Linked DNA regions of Mus musculus: regions 1 and 2 are each linked to region 3. The links are chromatin loops, found by intact Hi-C in ENCODE. Cell type or tissue: heart. All regions are shown on one strand.

What was found. Hi-C counts contacts between places; a loop is a spot of excess contacts. Peaks named below come from ENCODE experiments on the same cell type or tissue, not always from the same donor. Only the 100,000 strongest peaks of a DNase experiment are listed, where the experiment ranks them.
Region 1: a loop joins it to region 3, with 5 times the contacts of the local background. A loop is called at or near these places in 4 of 42 quality-filtered maps.
Region 2: a loop joins it to region 3, with 5 times the contacts of the local background. A loop is called at or near these places in 6 of 42 quality-filtered maps.

What each region holds. Positions count from the first base shown.
Region 1 is chr5:13,523,553-13,531,552 of GRCm38, forward strand. All of the region lies in intron 6 of Sema3a (sema domain, immunoglobulin domain (Ig), short basic domain, secreted, (semaphorin) 3A), which reads left to right. Among named protein-coding and RNA genes, the nearest start is that of Sema3a, 130 kb to the left of the region's middle. In heart, no CTCF peak of the experiment used is centred here; a DNase peak (open chromatin) is centred at 3,619.
Region 2 is chr5:13,404,706-13,412,705 of GRCm38, forward strand. All of the region lies in intron 1 of Sema3a (sema domain, immunoglobulin domain (Ig), short basic domain, secreted, (semaphorin) 3A), which reads left to right. Among named protein-coding and RNA genes, the nearest start is that of Sema3a, 9.4 kb to the left of the region's middle. In heart, a CTCF peak has its summit at 905; no DNase peak of the experiment used is centred here.
Region 3 is chr5:13,464,337-13,472,336 of GRCm38, forward strand. All of the region lies in intron 3 of Sema3a (sema domain, immunoglobulin domain (Ig), short basic domain, secreted, (semaphorin) 3A), which reads left to right. Among named protein-coding and RNA genes, the nearest start is that of Sema3a, 69 kb to the left of the region's middle. In heart, no CTCF peak of the experiment used is centred here; DNase peaks (open chromatin) are centred at 4,775, 5,935 and 6,365.

The sequences.
Region 1 (8,000 bases), 59 kb after region 3:
AGGTTTTATTTTTTATTTTTTGTTTTTTTTTTTTAAAGTTGTTCACTGCTAAGTACATTTCAGTGCTTTCAAAATGTCAAAGGACTCTTACATCTCTCAAAAAAACTAGCAAGCAAACAAACAAACAATCTTATTTTATAGGCAAGTGAAAGAAGACGTACATTTGCCCAATACAGTGTAGATCTGCAATGAGATCTCAGGTTCCCCGGGGACAAGCACTACTACCTTAACTGCTGGCGGAAAGATATTTTTTGAAAACTGCTTCTCACTTTTTCTTAGTATTTAAGGTTTTTTAGCATTGTATAAAATATGCAAATTTATAACTTTAAATAAGCAAAAATATTGTGACTTAGACTTAAATCATATATATATATATATATATAATTATTATTATTATTATTATGTTTGGATTATTGACTTAACCATGAAATAGTCAAATACTTCTATTGTTTTCTATATGATACTAAGACAGTGGCTTCTATGAATTAATCTATATTTTGTGTTCCTGTTTTCTTAATCACATGAAATAATGATGCTAATTTCTAATTCTCGCATTTGGAGTTTGACTTGATCGCACAGGCTTCCTTGATGAGTATAAGTTTATGGTTCATGCTCATCTATGTTTTCAGAAGGATGCTAGGCTCTTGTACTCTGAGCATCCACAGCACTTCTGGGGAACACAACCCCCCCTCCCCCACAGCATTACTTCAATCATCCATTTGCCCATTTCAAAAGAAAAATCACATCAAGATTTCAGGGAACCTTCAGGGGAGGGTAGAACCATTATTATTTTTAATCAGTACCTTCAAAGTGATCATTCAGAGCACAAAATAGACCTCCAGTCACCCTATTCCTCATCTTTTTCCTATATTGCATTTATTTTGGTATTCTTATATTTTATAGTATTTTTATATTTATTGCATGTGTACACATGCATATATGTGTGAGTGTGCACGTGCCACAGCATGTGAGCTCTTTGGAGTCAGGAAACTGGAGGGGTTGGTTTTCTTCTTCCTCTACATTGGAGTTGAGGATCAAATTCAGGCCATCACACCTAGCAGGAACCACAGAAATTACTTTTAACTCCTGAGTCATCTATCCAGCCTTCTTATATTTCTTTTTTCTAAACTGGAATTTTTATCCATTATGCCATGTAAAAAAAAAATGCTTCTTTTATGTATGCTCAAGTTTACTGTCTTCCTGGGACTTTTATCCTCAAGATTTTCCCCTACTGTCAGCTGACTTCATCTTAACTTTTTTCCAATAATCCACCTCATGACCTTGTTTTCAAAGTCCACCTCTGATTTTCTGTGGCTTTTCATCATCTCCGTTTAGAATCTGTATTTTCCACTATACATGAAATTGACAAAGCTGTCAAACCAAGTTACTTCTTGCTCTCCAAGACTTCTTCAAATTTTGCTTCCTTTTTTTTTTTTCAAAAGTTGCTATCTGCTGTTTTAATTATACCTAATCATGATGCTATTCATGACTGAGTATAAACCTCACAGTAATAAAAGGGCATTGACAGAGAGTTAAATTTCCACCTACTAGCAAGACAGTAAATATTGAGATGCTTGCATGCTCTGAGAAATTGGAAATCCCAGTGAGGGACAGAGGATATTATGACTTGAGGATAGGGCATGTTTACAGAGAGAGAGAGAGAGAGAGAGAGAGAGAGAGAGAGAGAGAGAGAGAGAGAGAGAGAGAGAGAGAGAGGGAGAGAGAGAGGGAGAGAGAGAGAGAGAGAGAGAGATACAGAGATAGAGAGACAGAGAGAGAATTGTTGACTATCTACCACCAATCATTACAGCTAGAATGATGTGAAAGAGCAAAATGAATAGGAAAATCCCCTGTGTGACATCACTATCTGGTCTGTTCTCAAATGGAAATATTTGTGTGGGAGAGAAAATGTTTGTTTTGTTTTTTTATTCAGGAACAAAGGGTCTTTGATCTACTAAGAGCTCTAGTGCTCTTAGAGGGTTTCACTGTCCATGAGAAACAAAATCTGATTAGAACATGGAATAAAAGAGAGCATAGTATCCATTTCATTTTTATGGCCTTAAGGAAAAAGTCGTCAAGCTAAAGTTGCTTTCATGCTGCACACACACACACACACACACACACACACACACACATGTTGACAGCTGACTCTGAAGAATTTACACTGTGGGAAAGCAGAGTCATTGTCCGCAGCTCTGTACTTCATCTCTGAAAATGTGTGGTTCATTTGAGAATTCAGTTATCAGTCTCTCAGCACTAAATGTGAGAACTGATTTTTTTTTTCCAAATTAACAGAAAGGTTCCATCTGACAGGGTGTAGAAACCAGATTGTTGTGAGTGTGGGGATGCAGGCGTGTTCATGACAGGACCAGAGGACCAGGAAACACAAGCTTGGAGAAATCAGATAGCATTTCAAAAAAAAAAAAAAAAAAAAAAAAGGAAACATAATGTTTACACATTTGTGTGTGCATAAAATGAATAACTTTTGAGACATCTCCATAGACTACAGAATACCTCTGTTGCCAGATATTATATATTTCCTTGTGAGACAATGTTCAGCGGTCTTTAGGGCATTGAAATAATTTGAGTGAATATCTCACTTTGCGTTTTACAAACTGCTTTATGTCTTTGGGTGAACTAATGAATCAATGTTAGGTGACCTTTAATTTTTGCTCATGCTAAAGAAAAGCAAAAATACCATTATCTAGAAATAAATCCTGAAATATCTTGAGTTTTTAAGTATAGCCTCACTACTTTAATGCTTCTTTAAAAAAAAAAACTAGTTTTATAATAATACCAATAATATGTTTAGTCTAGTTTGAATCAGAAAGAATTGGAAAGAATCATACATTGACATTTAAAAAATTAAAATATATGAAACCTATATATTTCTTTTACAAATTCGTATGTTATAGACCTCGTGCTTTAGACCAAAGACCAAACCCGAATTTCAGTTTCCTAGTGATTAAAATAACTTCTGATTTCAAATATGTACAACCTTGGTTTGATATGTGCTAAAAGTCATGTTTTCCTTCTGCACGTCATAAATTCTTCCAATATGTTTTAGTTTTAACCATCAATTCTAATTTCAGCTTCCAATAATTTAGAAAATAACTTGGCTTTTTCTGTATATATTTGTGGTTAGAAAACAAATTTCCGCTGCCTAGTGGGCTATCTAGTTACTGTATTCTTTAGCCATCCATTAGCATAGATGGATGCCTAGCCCACATTTTTTTTTTTATTTGATGAAGGCTGTTTTCCACATCGTTCATGTCCTTGACTAATAACGACTGCTGCATAATTTCAACGAAAATCCATCAGCTTTAAAATGATGTTTCTCCTTGACTTTGACCTTTATGTGTGATGGAAAGGTAATACTGACCACGTCCTATAGTTACTACAAAATGAAAAAGGAGGCAGAGCAATGTATAAAGAGCACAGAGATTCTGAGTCAGAGCAAGGTTTCCATGCTAGCTGGCATTGTCCTGTAGCACACTCCTTTGACCAGGGAACGCTGGGAAGATGTGTAGAGCTCTCTGTCAGTGGTTTTACTGGAGAGAGGGTGAAAGGGCAACCTGATCTGGCTTTGGTACAATGAAACCACAAAGATCCTTGAGAGAGCCCAGCCCGGTGAACACAAGCAGACCTAATTACATGCCCAGAGTGTGAGGCTTTTCCATTCATTTCAGGAAGACCTGTTTTCTTTTAGTGGAATTTCCTAAAAGGATCGTGCCTGTGGATAAACCGGCCTGCTTGTTTTCTTTTCGTTTCTCTCTCTCTTTTTTTTCCCTCCTGTAATTGAAATGGTATGTGAGTCATCACTCCACTTCCTTTCCCAGTCTCACGGTCGTACCAGGATGCTCTGCCCTCATTGGAACCAGCAGAACTTCCTCTGTGGTCATAGACTAGGATATTGCACATTCTCCAAAGATTCAAATTTCTCCACAGGATGCATTTTTAGAAAAATAAAACCAAGAAACATGACTTCAAATAAACTACAAGAGCTCAGATTAATATTGGAACCAGAGACCCAGTCCTGAATCGCCTGTAAAACACTTTTAATAAACAATTTTAATTCTAACACGGTTGAAGATATAAGCCATGTCAGAGGTCCAATAGCATTTTTTAATAAGTAAGATGAATTACCTATTTTATATGAGCTCAGAATTCTTCACTATTTCATTTTTCCATTGTTTCAGGGGCGTTAGTAAATGAGTATATTTTTCTGACCATTGGAGGAAAGCCTCTGCATCAGCCTTACTTGTGGTTATATAAAAAGATGCTATATCCAGAGTCTAAGATTTCCTTTACTAAAAAGAAAAGAAAAACCACAATAGCAACAAACAAACAAGCAAAACACAAACAAACAAAGAAGCCAGAGAAACAATTGGAGGATGCTTTCCCAGGGTGTGTTGTTTTCTTCCTTTTCTAGGGCTGGGCCAGGAGCATTTCCTCTTCCATGCTTCCATGCGCGTTGCTATAGTCTTGTTCAGTTCATGTTTAGGCACTCATATTGTGGAGACTTTATAGGTAAAATTTCCCTGACATGTTTACAAAATGCACTCTTCTCGTCGGGAAATCCTAGCCCTCTGACTGTTACAGCCTTTTCATCCCCTCTTCCCTGATGTAATAGTGATGTAATACATAGGTCAGTTGGGGCTAAACTAAACCAGAAATCATCTAATCATATACATACAAATAACACTATCATTATACTGAGTCAGCATATTGGATTTTATATTTAGAAATATACACAAATGTTATATACATATACAAAATTCTTAGCAAAATTCTTAATTTTCGAGTTACAACTTCAGGGTTTTCTTCACGTGTTTCATTGGAAGTACTGGTGCGACAGTGTGCAGTATTGTGAATATGAATGATGGGTTTTCATATATTTATTTTTAAATGAGTAAATAGTCATAGTTGTGCTAAATATGCCCTTATTGTCACACATTGTATTTTCTCATGAATTGATTACCAAAAATATGTATCTTACAAAGAGTACATATCTTACAATAGTATAATCTATAATATACACCAAGAAATTGTTCTAGCCTTTAAAGAATATAAATTCAATAAAATTACTAAACATGCCTTCCTTTTAAAGTAAAAAAGTTAGCAAATAGTCACATGACCAAACTCCCATTGGCTATATTACATTAGTATAAAAAGTATCTTACTTTAAAGCAGTTTTATGTGAACAAATCAATAATGGTGAATAATTATTTACATAAAACTTAGCACATTATCATACACATGCTACAAAATTGATTTGTTTTTAACTGTTTATAAAGACATATCTAAGTTAAACATTTAAGATATGCTATTTTAAGACATTGTAAGATAGTCTAAACAACGGTGTTCTCAAATTTGATGTATTGTTCAATTTTGAGTCACCTATTGACAGGCTAATATAGAATGATAAGAATAGAAGCTAAGGTTATATTTATTTGGTTTATTTAGTTTTGGTATTTTAGTGTTATGTTTATGTAGATTTTAAAGTAAAATTATATTTAAAAAAGATGAAAGAATAGCTTAGAAAAATTGTTTAAAGCCTACTTCCTTTTTTTTCTCATTTTCCCCTCACTTCTCTCCCTCTTGGTTTACAATCAGTTTGATGACTGCTGCTCCTGTCTGTCCCAATATCCTCTTCCAGTGTCACGGCATTCTGAGCCTTGTTGTCCTCAATAGGGATTTACTGCAGACTGTGTAATCTGGGTCCTCTGTGCAGGGCATCAAGCAAGAGATTTACCCAGAGAAGTAGATACCATGACAATGCCTGTAACCATGGTGTGATTGGCCTCCCTGACATCCAACTCAAAGCTTTCCCTCTGTGAAGACAGAAGCCCGTTTGCAAATTAATTAGTTTCTGGCGGCAGCTTGATTGTTGACCCAGAGTTTGTAGAGTGGAAAAACAATCAGATTAGTGTGCTCAGGGTAAAAGACCAGTGCATACTTGTGTGTGGCTTGCTCGGCTATTGAAGCTGTGAATGGAGTGAAACAAATTCCATTCTGAGAAGGCTCGGCAGAGGTTAAGTATGATGAGCCTGGAGATCCCCAACAGCAGGGGCTGGGGAATTAACGGATTTTAGCCAGATAAAGTGGATGAAGGGAATCGATGCCATTGAATTTTAATGGCATAGGCAGTTTCACAAGAAACAGCCACTTGTTACATCCGAATCATGAATGTGAGGAATAATTTTACAATATTATTGGGTATTGTATATAGGCTTGATACAAATTATTTCACAAAAGAGTACAGGAGCATTAAAATTAGAAGAAAATGTATCAGAACCAAGCTGCTCTGATGGTATCTAAATGAAAAATGGAATAGCCTATTTTTCAAGGTGGATAAAATAAACAGTTGCCCTACTTGAACTATTACATGAAGGATAATCTTTTTTTTTTTCCATTTTTTATTAGGTATTTAGCTCATTTACATTTCCAATGCTATACCAAAAGTCCCCCTTACCCACCCACCCCCACTCCCCTACCCACCCACTCCCCCCCTTTGGCCCTGGCGTTCCCCTGTACCGGGGCACACAAAGTCTGCGTGTCCAATGGGCCTCTCTTTCCAGTGATGGCCGACTAGGCCATCTTTTGATACATATGCAGCTAGAGTCAAGAGCTCAGGGGTACTGGTTAGTTCATAATGTTGTTCCACCTATAGGGTTGAAGATCCCTTTAGCTCCTTGGGTACTTTCTCTAGCTCCTCCATTGGGAGCCCTGTGATCCATCCATTAGCTGACTGTGAGCATCCACTTCTGTGTTTGCTAGGCCCCGGCATAGTCTCACAAGAGACAGCTACATCTGGGTCCTTTCGATAAAATCTTGCTAGTATATGCAATGGTGTCAGCGTTTGGATGCTGATTATGGGGTGGATCCCTGGATATGGCAGTCTCTACATGGTCCATCCTTTCATCTCAGCTCCAAACTTTGTTTCTGTAACTCTGAAGGATAATCTTTAAGTGTCTTTTAAAAATTAACTGAAGGTATGAGTCAAAAATATTCATTAAGAAGATATATATTCTGCTATTTATTTTTATAAATTTTAGCCTAGATAATTATGCCTAAAATATTATAGGCATAAAATATTATTCTATTTTTATAAAAGTATTCTAAATGAGATGTTTGATAATAAAATTTTATTTCAACCAAAATGTACTACATTTCATATTTTAATTTGCTTAACATTTTAAGCCATATATAATTTCCTCTTTGTAATATGAATTGTAGGTATCTCCCTGAAGACTATACTATCTGATAGCTATACAATGCTTTTCCATTCAAAAAAAATAATTTACATCTAAATTTAAGAACACCCTAAATCTAGGTTTTCCTGTCAGCCCAGTCAGTGAAAATTCTAGAGCCTCTCCCATATTAAACCTTATTATAATCAACTCAAATCAAGTTGATAGCACTTAATTTGCTATTTCCTTCTTTTAAATTTTTACCTTTACCACTTCCAGGTGGATTTTGGATATCCCCACTTTGAGCCCCAGGAACAATTAAAAGCACATTTATATTTATCACAAGCTCTATCATCTGGATTCCTTAAATAAGAAAGTCTTTAATGAGTTTGCCTCATAAACTATAAACTGTATCAATATATATCACAGTGCCTCTTAATTCCCTATTTGAATATGGATGGGTGTCTCCTATGTGCATATGTTTTGTTTTTAGGGTTTGGCAGTATTTCATGCTGTTTTCTGTGGCTGGGTAAAATAGCCTCTGTGAGTGTCTAGAGCAGAATTTAGTAACATGGAAATGTTGCAGGTAATGTACTGATGCTGACAGACCTTATAGCCTCACAGGGTCCCAAAGGCAGGCTCAGTACCAATACTTTACCTAATCTCTCAAACTCTTGCTTTATTTGATAACTACTTTTGCTACATGAAGCACTTAGAATGTTAAAGAGCAGTAAAATTGCATTGTATTTAACAAAATTATTAGATAATTTTTAAATGAATAATAACAAAGGGTAAACTTGAGGATAT
Region 2 (8,000 bases), 60 kb before region 3:
TGACAACTTATAATAATTAAACCTGAAGTCTGAATGGACCAGGTTTGAGATTTCTGACCATGGAGAAGCTATAAGCAATAGGAGGATGTAGTCTAGCGAGTTAATGAACTAAACAGGCATAGGTCTATGGTGTCAACTATTTGATATCTGATATTTGATTATCAGAATATACTTATCATACATAGTATGGCTTAGGTTCAATTATATTTAAAAGACACTTAAAACGTTTGCAATTCAAGGCTCATTAAGGGATAAATTTAAGTAGAAATAATAGAAATGATTATATGTATCCCTATTGCCAAAAACAAATTTTAAACTGTTGGGTATAGATATCATTACTATGAGCATGTAATTTTTTTATAGACTAAACCTGGTGCCATATTTCTGGATGTATACTTAAAAATCTTATAATTTAAATTGGTTTCTGTGAGAAAAATTGTGGTTTTATTTCTTATCCAGATTTTTTTTTTTCATTTAAACATCCATGAGTCATAGTTTTAAAAGTTTAAAAGTCAAAATCAAGATTTTCCTAAGCAAAATTTCTACTTGGATTTGTCTAAATCTAAAGTTACCACTGTGAAAATAAATTCTGAATTGCTCATCATTTAACGGCGTTAATTTACTAAGTCCTCATACTACTTCTTGACAATTTATGTAGTAACAAAATTTCTATTACCAAACTTTATGAAAAATTCTATAATCACGTGATCCATACCCACCAAGTTATATGTAAACCTCGAAAACTATGTCAAAACTGTGCTGAGTTTATTGCTTGGGTTAAGGCTTGTTTTGAAAAGATCAACTAGAAGTTGTAAACAACAGTGAGTGTGAATCTAGATGCCCTTTACCCCTTCCAGGCTCCAGGGCACTATTTAAAGGAATCACCATGATTTGCAGTTCTATGCTCCCACTAATAGGTGGCAGTAGCAATTTGTGACAGCTCTTTCATTAGTTTGAAAATAGGCAGGCTGCTAGGATAAAGACACACAGAGTAACATTGTAAAGGACAAGCCTGGGAAAATTAACACAATTGATGTGTAACATGAACTGAGGGAACATTTAACTAAGGTTTTTGAAGTTCTCATCAGCATGAACATATTAGCACATTTCCCCACATACAAATAAGTGGCTGTAAGTATGAAAAGATGTATACATTTTAATTTAAATGAGAATTATTTTAAAAATACATTCACAAAATATGAAATTATCCATAGTTAAATAACCTAAAGAGTGAAATAGTGATTACAGACAATTATATTAGGGTAAAACAGGTGTGTGTGTGTTTTGTTGTACAATTTACATATGCACATATTTACATGAATTATAAAATATGCTTATAGGAAGAAAAATCCTGCATATGATTCATTTTGGCCCATCATTTATATAATTAGAGAAGGCCTAAGAATATAAAATAATATTTAGAAAGCTCCATTGTAGTTTAAAATAACTACTCCTATACATTTTACTGTGTTTTTAACTGTAATTATAATCAAGCATATGGAAGAATCGGTAAATTTTATCTAACACAAATAAGTCTGAATGTCTCCAGCTACTATCTTTCTATTGCCAAGACATAAACATCTGTATAAATAGGAAATTCACACACTAGTCCCAAACAATAACAAAGCTGGACTCTGTCAAACCCAGGATAAGAAAATATACAATTTATACTTGAACTAGGGAAGGAAGATAAGCAAAAATAAAATTCTGTTGATAAATATGAAGAATGATTGGCTCTTTCTATTTTCTACAATCAATGTAAAGCACACTTTGTCACCCTTTGAGTGAGTCACTAAAACTCTATCTTTAGGTTTCCTTTCCGTAAATATGGCATGGGAAACAGTGTTAACTAAACTCTATAGTGATAATGTATAGCTGCAATCACATATTTGTCTATAGATGAATTTCAACATGACCCACTTGACTGTTCATAAGAAAACTAAGGAAAGTCTATTGAATATGTCAAATGAGTATTTAGTTCTTTGAAAGTGCTTACATGAATCAACTTGTTTCTGCTACAATGTGATGTTTGCAAAGCTAGATATTGTTAGTTGGTGTTTTTATATGTTTTCTGGTTAGAACAGTCACTCTTTATTGGTTGATTTTGTGCGTTTTTGCCAGCCTTTGTTGTCTTATCTGAGGTATGTACTTTGATAAAACATAATTCCTTTAGTATATAGCTAAAGATGTAAATTGGTAGTCAGTGAATTGAACAGTATGGTGGTGATAGTTAATTTTAATTGTTGAGTAGACACAGCCTACTATCATCTAAAAAAAATTCTTAAAAAGGGATTGCCTATGGGCGTGCCTATGGAGGAGTCTCTTAAATTAATTGATGTAGGAAGGCACAGTTTACTGTGGGTAGCACTGTTCCTTAGGCACAGGATCCTTAACTACATAGTATAGAAGGCATTTAGTTGAACAGGCTAGGAAGAAAGCAAGTGAGCATTTATGCATTAATTTCTTGTGATTCTTGACTGTGGCTGTTATATGGCTAACTTTAATGCTTCTCTTATTTCCCCCACAATAATGGACTACAAGATGGAAATGTTAGAAATCCATTTGTTCCCCAGTTGCTTTGCTTTTTTCTTTCATTGTATTTTATCATATTAACAAAAATGAAACTAGAAAAATGGGAACATTTGGTTTAGGAAGCCTGTGAGAACAGAAGATCTCCATAAGTGGTAGCTCCTTACAAGTCAAACTTCTTCCAGGACCATACCAGAAAGTGTCTAGTCATTTTGTCACCTACAATTCTGAGATAGGAGATATATAACAAGACTATGCATGAATACTCTAGTGACTGAAGGATTCTCTCATCCTTTTTGCACAAATACTCTGATTTTCCTTATTCTGTTGAGGTACATGCAGGAAAGAAAGCGAAATGGAAGAAGGGAAAAAGGAAAGAGAGAAAGAGGGAAAGGGGAGAAATCTCACACCAAATAGTGACTAAAGTAAAGTGTTCTGTCTTTAGCCAATGGAGTTCAGGGTTTGTCAACAAATCACTTCTCTGAGGTTAGGAGTGTAATCAAGACAAGTTCATGAGATTTTTTTTTTTTTTTTAATTATCCACATGGAGAGAAGCAACTTGGCTTTGCTCTCTGACAGTTTGTTAAATGCACCATCAGAGCCTCCCTTGCTTTCCCTTCTGTGCTTATCTAGGTAATGCTTTCTCACTACCTCTATTGCTACAGAACACCAGGCCTCCCCTTCATCAGGCAACCCTTGCTCTTGAGCACCCACCCTTTCTGGGCAGTGAAGGAGAAAGGAAGGAGCCACAAGAACCTTTTCTAAAGTATGAATCCACAGAGCACACCTTAAGTTCTTTGTTTAAGTTTTGGATCTCAAATAATTGAGAAGACAGGAGTTCTTTAGACTGTTTAACAGTTCCACCGTTTGGTAATTGTAAACTAACTTCATTTATAATGTTTGATGGAAGATTCTTTAAAACCTGACAACCAAGTTGAAATTTCAGGAAGGGATAGTAAACTAGGTTCCAAAGTAGATTTATGTACAAGTCATAGTGATTAAGCATTAAGTACTTGGTAAAGATAAACTTGTTGCTGCTTGAGGTTAAATCCAAATTACTGGGATAACATTGGCTATTCAGAATTTACATCATGAATTTTAAAGGTTTTATATTTAAACTTGAAGTCTTGAGGAAGCAAACCTTTCTGTGTTTTTACCATCATATATGAGTCGGCTTAAAATAAATTAATTTTCATCACCTCTATCAGCTTCTTTATCACAAAAATGTGTTGTTGAGATTTTTTTCTAAATTTTACTTAATTTTTTTACACTCCAGATTTTATCATCCTCCCAGTCTACCCTCTGACTGTACCATATCCCATACCTCCTTCCCACCTCACCCCCCATCTCCTCGAGGATGTCCCCACGTCCCCCATCCTCCACCCTCACCTCTCCAGACCTCCCCACTCCCTGGGGCCTCTTCCTCTCTATATGACAGAAGCATATACAGGGCCACAAAGCCTGTGTATTATGTTTCTTCATGAATGAATTATTTTTGGATAAAACAATAATTTAGAATGGCTTCTAAAGACGATTGTATTACATTTACTGAAGTATCTATCAAACTTCTGAAACCAGTATAAGGAAATCAGTCTTGAGTGACTAGGAAGGCAAAAATGAAGAATGGAGTGATTGCCACCATCCAAAGCCTTCCTTATGTGTTAGTGTTCTTTTTATTTTAAACTGTCATTACTATGTGATTTATAACTTATATATGTTATACAGTAGACAACTGTAAGCTGAAACATAGCAGGGTAGGAATTCTATGGATTTAATATGTAGATATTAAGATTGGCTTGAAAATGAGATCAATACGGCCAAGTAGCATATAAGGACATTCCACAGTGGGTTTATGTCTGTTTTCTTGGAATACATTCAAGTGAGGTTTCCTTTTAACCAAAGTAAGTCCCGGGGACTTGAACTTAGGTATCTACTGTAAGAGCTTTTGCCACTATAGTTCCTTGAGACTACAAACTACACTGATCTCAAATGCTGGTTTCATCTTCTCTTCTAAGTAATTCTAATTTCTCTTGCTTTGCACTATTATTTTGCCAACTTGCATTTAAGAGGAGGCCACTTATGCTACCACCAGATTTGTATCACTTCAGTTGTCAGTCTCCATGCTACACACTACTATCTTTAAACATGAAAGCATCCTTTGTGTATATGCTAGCCCGCATAGTGCTTGGTTATCATTTGAGATGTTTCTCTGGCTCACCTCCTTACATAAAGTAAGAGTTTCAAAACAAACAGGATTGTAGAAACTTGAAATATTTTAATATTATAGGCCAGGATTCAGGTTAATAGCTCTTTCAATATAAACAAAAAAGTACTTCTTAGCTCAATAATTTCATTTTTAATGGGTTTTTATTTGCATAATACAAACACACATACACATTGTGTCTAATTTTCAAGTGGAGGAAGTCACAGAATGCTGCTTTCTTTTTAGTTCTATATTTAATTTGGAGCTTTGACACATGGAAAGTCAATCATGTGGCTACAGGAAGAAGCAGTAATCTTGTGAGATTGTGTATCGTTTGCTTCATGTCTTCAGCCCCTCACAGTTAAGGTTGGGCGGTTATCTTCTCTTTATTATTATTGATTTTCCCAGACCACTTTCTATTTACTAACACTACTGTCAAACTTCCTTTGCTGTTCACTCTTAGACATAGATGCTCCAGGAAGTTGCCAGTATCCAAATCCCAAGAACTTTCCGTGGAGTCTCCCCAGCACCTCTGCACGTAGCCCTTATTGTCCTGGCTCCATTGTGATACACAAAACATTTTTATTCTCAGGACCTTTAACCCCAATGTGTAAGATGTAACTAGAACTCAGTTTCCCTTCATACAATAATTTATATAAGATCCCAAGACACAAAAATCAAAATAACACTGTGTTCACTGTGTTCTCTATGAAACATAAATCTACAACCTGCCTCTGCCTGAGTATGCAAATGAATCTCATTCCGTGAAGGTTAGTTATCTTTTGCAAAGCAAAATTCTTTTAATTTTGCATGAGGTGAATAGAAAAGATTTCCAGACCTAGAAAATAAAAGAATCATAACAACTTTTCTGTTTCTGATTCCTTTTGGTAATACATTAAAATTTGCTGTTTTTTGACAAAACTAATCTTCAGAAGAACAAAAAAGAAAAAGAAAGAAAGAAAGAAAGAAAGAAAGAAAGAAAGAAAGAAAGAAAGAAAGAAAGAAAGAAAGGAAGGAAGGAAGGAAGGAAGGAAGGCAGGCAGGCAGGCAGGCGAAGAAGAAGAAGAAAGGAAAGAAAAAAAAGAAAAGAAAAGAAAAGAAAAGAAAAGAAAAGAAAGAAAAGGAAAGGAAAGGAAAGGAAAGGAAAGGAAAGGAAAGGAAAGGAAAGGAAAGGAAAGGAAAGGAAAGAAAAGGAAGTGCTCTAAAACATTAACCTAAATGCTAATTTTTGACTAACTTGTCCATTTATATCTGGTGACCCCCATATATGCCTAGTCCCAAAGTCCTCTAAGCCATTTCTTCTCTTCCTAGTTAAGAAAAGCCCTTGTCATCATTTGACCTATTATAACAATGAGAACCCTTAATGGCAATGCATCCTTTTTGTCATTCCTGCATACAGTTCTTTCTGATATTCAAAACTCATAACACCTTTATTGTATTAAAATCCCTATTGACGAAAGCCCCAAACACTTAGTGATCAGTTCCGGTGACACGGGGGCACTACAGGAGGTCTCATGGTTGTCCATGTCTGAATAAAGATGAGAATGAGAAAGAGAGACTGAAGCATCAACACATTAAATCATCTTTTTGGCTCTGCTGTTTTGATGCCAATTTGAAGAAAAATGGCTACTGTATTTTGGTTTCTCTATTCACAGCCACATAGATAACATTAATTGTAGAATAATCAATTTGGTTACTTTAAGGTGATTGAAAAAAAAGGAGTTTAGTAATGCTGGAGTAATCTGTTTCATTAGGACAGACCTCAGTCTTTATTTATTTTGGCTCTTACCTTTATATCTTCTGTCTACCTTTGATAAGGCAACTGTCTTTAGTGTATACCTCCATGGGCACACTTAGGTACAATCTGGGTGGCATCATGTTGTGTAGAGCTAATAAATGGGATAGAAGGGGACTTTCACAACAGTCCTTTTAGCTGTGAGTAGTCACGGCCAAGTTGAACAAGGAAGCTCCTACTTCTTATGGACTCAGTTGCCCACAAATGTTGGCTATAGATTACATGTTTAATTCACATTTTCAACATTAAATAACCAGTCATTTAATATTCCATAAAACGCACCAGGAAATGACTAGTATTATTTGTGCATCCTCTTGAACAGTGTAATGATTGCTTTCAATATGATTTTGTTATGACTTGTTCCATAAAGGCACAACCTCATTGCTATCTTAGGGAACATTGAATCCTCATAGGAATAAACATGATATGTTTTTCTATGTCCCTGAGTCTGAATGAAGCATTGGAGATCCAGAGGCTGAGTCTTTGTGACCAATTCCGGGAACCACCTGTGACTGCAAATAACCCATTTGCAGGAAAGAGGATATTCAGCCACTCGAGAAAATAAACTTATGGTCTGAAGCTGGTAAATAGAACGAAGAACATATTGAGAGTAACTTAAAGGGGCTTTTGTCTAGTAGAAGACACTGGGAATGCAGACTGAGAAGTCCAGACATCCTTAGAAAGGGAGGCGACATTAACCACCATTGGCTTTTAAAGGATTTTTTAGCAGGACAGAACTCCTTTGGAAAACACTTTATGCACTAGCATGAATAAATTTTCGAGGTACTCTAGACAAAGATGAATTTTATTTCATTGTGGCTTTAGCTATATTACAATGCTCATAAACTATTTTACTTTCTGCCAGACATGTGGAAGTAATCAGTGTATGTAAATGATATGTGAAGGTGAGGTTCAGCCTTAGAGTAAGAAGTTGGACTGTCTGTGGCTATAAATTTTAACCACATCACAAAGACCAACTTTCCTTTTAACCATAACTTAGATGTAAAAATAATCAGTGAAAAATTCATAAAACTAGTATTGTTTTCTTAGTAAAGTCCTATAAATGTAAACTGTCTTAAAACATACTAGTCAAGGACTATTTCATTGTTTAATAGCTGTTAATGGACAGAGTTGTCACTCTACCTCTGACAAACCATTTTCACTAAAGCTTGTGCTTCATACTAACTATAATTACGTTTTATAAAAATCCGTGATGATCTACTTTCTTCCTTTCCCATTGTGTAAACTGTTCTCTGGGTACTACGGGCTCCCGGTGCATATGTGTATCTGTATAAATAGATTTAACATTTTCGCAATCATGTATACATGCCCTGCAACAAATCCTTTTGAAAAAGAAATCGATACAATGAAAGAATAATCATCCCCTTTCCATAAGATCATAACCATGCAATGTTTAGTCTCAATATGATGGTGTTCTGTCTCTTTGAAAATGCTTTTTATCAGACACTGTAC
Region 3 (8,000 bases):
ATTACTAGTACCAGAGGATGTTAACTTTTCTTTATTATGTTAAAATGAGAACAATGATGAAAATTCTCAGTAATCTTCATTTAGGTGCTAAATATATTAAATATTTTTATTCTTTTTTTTATTAGATATTTTTTATTTACATTTCAAATGTTATCCCCTTTCCTGGTTTCCCCTCCCAAAACCCCCTATCACTTCCCCTCTCCCCCTGCTCACCAACCTACCCACTCCTGCTTCCTGGCCCTGGCATTCCCCTACACTGGGGCATAGAACCTTCACAGGACCAATGTCCTCTCCTCCCATTGATGACCGACTAGGCCATCCTCTGCTACATATGCAGCTAGAGCCACCAGTCCCACCATGTGTATTCTTTGGTTGGTGGTTTAGTTCCAGGAGCTCTGGGGGTACTGGTTAGTTCATATTGTTGTTCTGCCTATGGGGCTGCAAACCCCTTCAGCTGCTTGGGAACTTTCTCTAACTCCTTCATTGGGGACCCTGTGCTCAGTCCAATGGATGGCTGTGAACATCTCCTTCTGTATTTGTCAGGCACTGGCCAAACCTCTCAGGAAACAGCTATATCAGGCTCCTGTCAGCAAACACTTGTTGGCATCTACAATAGTGTCTGGGTTTGGTAACTGTATATGGGATGGATCCTCGGGTGGGACAGTCTCTGGACAGTCATTCCTTCAGTCTCTGCTCTATACTTTGTCTCCATGTATATTTTGTTCCCCCTTCTAAGAATAATCAAAGTATCCACACTTTGGTCTTCCTTTTTCTTGAGTTTCATGTGGTTTCTGAATTGTATCTTGGGTACTCTGAGCTTCTGGGCTAATATTCACTTATCAGTGATTGCATATCATGTGTGTTCTTTTGTGATTGAGTTACCTCACTCAAGATGATATCCTCCAGATCTATCCACTTGCCCAAGAATTTCATAAATACATTGTTTTTGATAGCTGTGTAGTACTCCATTGTGTAAAGGTACCACATTTTCTGTATCTATAATGTATATTATGGATAGCTTTAACATACTGTACTATATATTACATATATATTATATTTATGCATATTTGTTCATGTATATTTATATCATGTATAATCTTTTAAAATATTTGTTTTCTAGTAGCATGTTGAAATAATTTCAATATTTATATAATTTTTATTCTTCCACACATACTTATGAAAGGATAAACCATCATATTTATAAACAAAAATATTATAAAGTAGTGATTATATGTAGGGGAGATAATTAGGTCAAATCTATTAACCCCTTCTAGGTAGGCATTTTCAGATAAGTTATTCTATTTTAGTAAGATATTCACCTGTTAGAATTTCTTTAGAGGCCAGACTTAAATAAATGGAATATAAAAAGAATTTTACAAAAGGTATCAAAATTTGTGCAATGGTAGCATGTGGTGAAGACTCTATGGTAGGCTGAGTACTGCTTCTGACGTGTTAACTGTGCCTACAATTCTATAGACAACCAGATTTGGTGTTAGAAAAGAAAGTAAAGTGGACAAAGAACATATCAAGGGGGAGCGGGAACTGCTTTTCATTACATCAATTCCTGGTAGTCAATTGCTAATCTTAAGAAGATGCTGCTAATTGCCATGGCACTAGATAAGGATGAAGACAAGATCTCATGGCTGAACTGAAACAAATAGGGAAGGGAATAAATTTCCAGCCCAATGTTAGAACTTGCTCACAAGGGTCCAGTCGTGGAAAACATTGACAGGGCTATGACTATAGGTGAAACCTTGCTTCCACATCTTTGAAAAATATCTTATAAGAGCAACCTTACAAGCGATTAAAGAGGAGTGACTAGGAAATGTACTCCCTGCTTAACTAAGTTGGCAAAGCACAATTCCTCTACAGCTGTCAAAAACCAATGCTGTGTTTTACTGCTTAACTAGATGATGACCAAAGGCCCATATTAGGACAAAAGTGGCTATATTCGAAAGTCCTCCCTTGTTGGAGTAATGAAATTTCATGACAGTTTTAATGAACAACCTGTAACATTTATTTGTAGCAGAAGATGGGCACATAGCAATCTTCTAAAGCAAGTTTATTGAAGTTACCTCTGTTTAGTTCCCAGTATGGGTTTCAATTCTCTGAAGAATGTCTTCAGAAGGAATAAAGAACTCATATTTGGGTTGTTGGCATAATGTATGGAATGGTATAGGATATAGACTAGTATAGAAGTTAGACAGCCTTTAAGCATTCAAAACAATAAAGACATGCTTATTTTTAAGAAAGGATAACCACAGGTTATGGTGATACAAGCCTTTTATCCTAGCCCTCATAAGGCTGATTCAGGGGATCTCTATGAGGCTGAGGTCTGGCTGATCCATATAGTGAGTTCAGGAAAGCCAGTGCTATATAGGGAGACCTTTTCTCAAAATAGCAATAGCAACAACAAAATGGATAACCAGTTCATGAATACATGCTATTGCTTTATTGGGATGTATCATTAATCCCAGCTTTAGTTGAGAGCACTTGAGGTCAAGAGTCTGGAACAACTTTCCTGTGGTCATGCACAAAACAGAAGATTCCCAAGCTCATTCAAGCCCACCCCTAACTCATGGATAAAAATAGCTATCTCAATAGTGTTTTAATGTTATCTTTATAATTTCATTTGAATTGACCTGTAAGATCTTCTGACTGTTTTTTAGAATGTCTTCCATACTTTTTTGCTGTTTTGGTTATTTTTAGTCAGGGTTTCTCTGTAGCCTTGACTGCCAGGCTGTCCTCCACCTCTCAGAAAGCCCAGTGTCTTTGCCTCCTGAGTACTAGTAGTGAAGACATACACCGTGACCAGGCTATAGTTCATACTTTAAAGAAATCAAAATTGTCATTAAACATGAATAAAAGTCAATGAATTCTAAATTTCTTAGGTTGAACTCTAGTCAAATATAATATCTACAATTTATCATAGTGATATGTGTATATACACTAATACACATAAGCATGAACATATATGTAGACCCGTTTGTAGATTTTTGGTCTATTATCCTAAATTATTTGAAGAAATACTTTTGTTTCAAAAAGCTGGACAAATGGAATTTGTGAAATTTCACTTTAATATCTAATTATGTGTGACGTAGAAGACCATAACTTAGATAACTAACATCAAAACTTTTTTATTACATTTGTTTTATTTTGCTAAAAATTTAAACAGCAACCATAAATGTCTTTGACCAAGCATCTTTTATCATTACACAATCAACATGCCTGCAGTCTCTTTTACATTTGTTCCCAGAATGCCACAACATAAAACTACAGTATGGCTTGAAACAACCGACATTTATTTTGTCCCAGTCATGGCAGCTTGAAGCAAAAGATCTAAGCCTCCAAAGGGCTGGCTTTGAGGCCCACTCATTGGCTTGTTCCTCAGTATGTCTCATAATGCTTCTCTGGATGCTCATTCCTCTGTGTCCGCTCACCCTGATGCCTCTCTATGTATCTTTCTTTCCTCTCTGGAAAAAAACAAAGTAGATTAGATTAGGGTCACCCTAGGGGCCTCCATTAACTTAGTTCTTCAAGGGTCTATTTGTAAATATCACCATACTCAAGGTTTACTGGACAAGGGCTTCTAGCCACAACTTTTGAAGTAATGCAGTTGAAGCCAACATGGCTCTGCATCTGCACTTATATCACTCATTGACTCTAGAGCAACTAATTGATTTTCAGCACATTTCTATTATTACAAAAATCTTTCATACTGTGCATGGTGGTGAAAGCTTTTAATTACAGCACTCAGGAGGTAGAGTTAATTGGACATTTGTGAGTTTGTGGCCACTCTGGTCTATATAACTCCTTGTAAGCCAGCCTGTTCTACATGGTCAGTGCCATGCCAGCCAGGGGAGAACCTTTCCAAAAAACATATTTCCAATATTTTATGTTTTAGGATCCTCATAAGGGAAATACACTTTAGGCTCTTAAAACACACACACACACAGAGAGACACACACACAGAGAGAGAGAGAGAGAGAGAGAGAGAGAGAGAGAGAGAGACAGAGAGACAGAGAGACAGAGAGAGAGAGCATTGACTATCCATATACAGTATCTACTTGTACCAGAAGTCTGATACATACTACATCTATGGTGGTTTAAAAACTCATTAGAGAATTTCCATTTTACTAAGAGAATTGCATGAACATTTTATATTATTAACTATATAATGTGTTTAGTATTTTGGACAGCTCTTAACCAAATCAAAATCTAGCTTGATATCAAACAATGCAGCTGGAAGAAAGGAGATTTGTAACCATGACACCAGACAGTCCTCTAAAAGCTAGACCTCTTTCTAGGTCTTCTATCCTACACTAGAAAGACAATGGTATCTCTCCTTGGCAGGCTGAATTCTGTTACGATACAGGTATATAAGTTAGAAGTCACTAATTCAATCTCAGGCAGATAATACAACAATGAGAGCACAGCCATGTATGAGCTCTGTGAGATGCGCGTCTGTGAAGAAGAGATTTCTAGCCACCTGTAGTGGGTGTGAAGGACTGGGAAGACATGATTGAGAATGATCAGATCACAGTTGGATCAGAACAATTTAGGAAGGGAAAAAGACAAATCACTACTGCCAGATAAGTCCAGGGCAACTCCAATAGAAGAAGGATAACGTGAGTGACAGGAGCAATCTCATGGATTACCGCTTTGGCAGGAACCTTGGAGTATGCAGTCAGCTTGCCAAATAAATGGACCAGTGGAAAGAGAGTCAATGGATTAACTTCAGGAATTAAGCTTATTAATGGGTTTTCCTGCAGCGTGCACCCACCCATCCTGACAGCCACGGATTCGTTTGCTTTCCCAGCTGCTGGGTTATACAGTAAAAGAATTCCACGTGAGCGGCTGATGGCACAGGGACTATTGAGTTTTCCTTTAAAGTAAATTGTCACTGACCTGAGGCAGTGCTATCCTATCCCCATTCATTTGGGGCTGGTTTATATTTGAACCAGCACAAATTTGCTTGATTTAATCACGAACTGAATATATTTGAATAGAGATGGTTCCTGTTCACTGTCTCCTCCCCATTTGTTTTTTTTAAGCCGCTTCTTTATTTAGGTTAAATTCTCACTATTTTATCCATAGTTTAAGAACAGGGGAAGAGGTAATTGGAATTGTAGGTAAATTATATTCTTTTGTAGAAAGCGTAAGGATCGGAAGTTAGTTAAAAACACCTCAGTGCTGTTCTAATTTCCATGCATGGAGCAGTTGTTTTGACAGATGGATGGGCTTTATTTTTGTAACGGTCCAGGAAAAGTCTGCAACAGAGCCTAATCTGGGCTACGTAGCTCTATCTGTGATGTTTGTTTTTGATTCATTCTGCTTTCAGCTCCGATATCTTTTTCAAGGATAGATATGTTCTCTACATTTATTCTTTGGGACAATATTTTTATGCATAATTTTTCTATTCATGTGCTCCAAAAAGGCTAGAGCCCCCCACTAGAACTCAGATCCAAACAACTTGTCATAGAGGATGATTTATCAAGGCTCCTCAGGTGTGGGCTTGGGTTTTTATTGGATTATAACTGCTCTTACTTCTAAACTAATGATGGTGGGGTGCTGTTGATCTGAAGGCCCTGAGATTCACTGACTCTCGGGATGTCAAGGTGTTACCAAGTTCACCTGTGTATATCAACTGAAGTTTGAAGAAAAGATCAAGGTTTGAAAAATGAATTCATTTTGAGCTGACTGCACTGTCTTTATTGCGCTGTAAATCCTCCAGTGTGGAGCAAAGCCGTGCAGGAGTTTAATGCCAAAAAGTACATTACATTCTGAGTTTTGAGAAACGTCATGGTTCAAGGAAAGGTCAGAAACACTCCTCTTCTGTTTCCCCAGAGCAGCAATGTGTGAAGTGTGTCTCCTTTTGCTGCCGTGCTTCCCCCTAGTTTAACAGAATGTTCAGGCAGCCTCAGAATAAAATGAATGTCCTGTTTGGAATCCTTGCCAGGCTTGGCAGCCACAGACTACAAAAGGGAGGCAACTGAATGACTGGATTGATACACTGTTATGTAGACATTCTCTTAAGAACAGATCCTAAGTGAATGTCTTTTAAGTTTTGGGTTCCTCTCTGTTCAGACCCTTTTGTCTACTTTCCTCTTCCACACATGCTGAGGGTTCTTCCTTTGGCTATGTTCAAACCAATCTTGAAAGTATTTCCTTCCACTCCTTTGTTTTCCTACAACCATCATTTTACCCTCTAAGCCCAAGAAATTGTTCCGCACTCTATTTGCCTCAACCTTTACTTTGAAAATAATACTAAGGTAGCCTCGGGGCATGGCAAACAGTGCGACTTGCCAATTGGGAGAGTTGAGTGGGGGAAATTAAGGAGATCATTCTAGGCCTTGGGCCAATAGGGTGGGGCTCCATTTTCTCTAACTCAGACTCACTTGTTATCAGCACACTCAGTCAGACTCTTTGCCAGGTTTCTCGGCTAGAGTCCCATGATTGATTTTGTTCCAGCAGCTTTGTAAAAGAATGGTTGTCATAGTATAGTGGTTCCCTATTTAACAGTTAATAGAGAACAAATTGAGAATTTGATATTCAATGTAGTCCAATTTTGTGGGCTTCAAGAGCTTAGGGAGTTTTTCTTGTGTTAATTATAACCTGCTAGTTTCTTTAGAAAGACAGCCTTAGTCGCTGGTAAATTGCTAATTGGTTATCTAATCTATATGAAATAATGAACTCACAAAAGCTATGGTATTAAATTCATAACAGTGGTAAGGGTAATGTGACCCTTCCTTTGTGTTTCCAAGTATTTGTACTCATGATTATGTTTTGCTTTTATACCACAGAGAACCATAGTCTCTTTTAAAATTGTTACGAGGTATTGGATGTGAATAATGGAACTAGAGACGTTAGGTTTACATGCAAAATGGCTTGTGAGTCTCAACAAGCATTTCCCAGACCAAGTGAAGTCCTGTTCTTTTCTAAAGTAAACAAGTCTTCTGACTGGGTCTGCAACTATTATTTACTAGAATATCCATGTGCTTAACCATGAATGCACAGCCAATATCTTGCTTTTGACATATGGTACCAGAACTCATTATTTATCTTCTTGTATATAATAATATTGAACCCACAATGAGGGATGGCTGTAAAAGCAGAATATGTGACCACCTACATGTTTCAAAGAAAGATATTTTTAAAAATTCCTCCTTTGAAAATTGACAGATTTTTTTTTAAAGGAGTACGAATATATCCTGTGGGCAAACCCATGAATGCTTCATTTGTAAATGAATTTATCAGATGTTTCCTTCCTCTGCATAGGCGTTCATGTTGTGTCCTGTAGGGAAAAGAGGAGGGACTGATACAGAATGAAGTCTGGGCTTTGAGAACAAGCGAAGTTATGTTTTATCTCCTTTGCAGTGATGATATTTTGAACAGGAACTAACCTGTTCAAAGTGAGTGAGGAAGGGTATACATACAACCTTTAAGCTAGGAAATTCTTCCTCAGAACAGAACAATTTGCAAAGTCGGTTGATTTCAGAGCATAATTTTATGCCTTGCCCAAAAGAAAGAGAATACATTCTGTATTTACTTAACAAAACAATAAAGAAATTGGTTTTTTAGTTTTGTTTTGGTTTGTTTTGTAATTTTTACCTACTGAAATTGCACATTATTGTTAAGAATGCGTGAGGATTCACATCTAAAGCTTCCATTTTGTTTTAAATAAGTCTAATTCATCTAAGGGTGTATATTCATAGGACAATATCAGGTTTTGTCCTAGAGCAATCAGATAGAATGAATAGCAGGTACTTTCTTGAATTGAAATGTTAATTATTCTGCTGAAGTTTCCTGCTCCTTATTTTATGGGCCAATGGAGTTGAGACCTAAGCCATCAGGTGCAAGTACTGGATACAAATGTCATGTGGAAATGTACTCAGCGAGTTATAACACTCCACTTATAAACTCTAACTGACTGCATAAGTCCAGATGCATTCTGAGTTCACACCTAAGAAGTCGCGGGTCACAGAGAAAGCTTTGAGGGC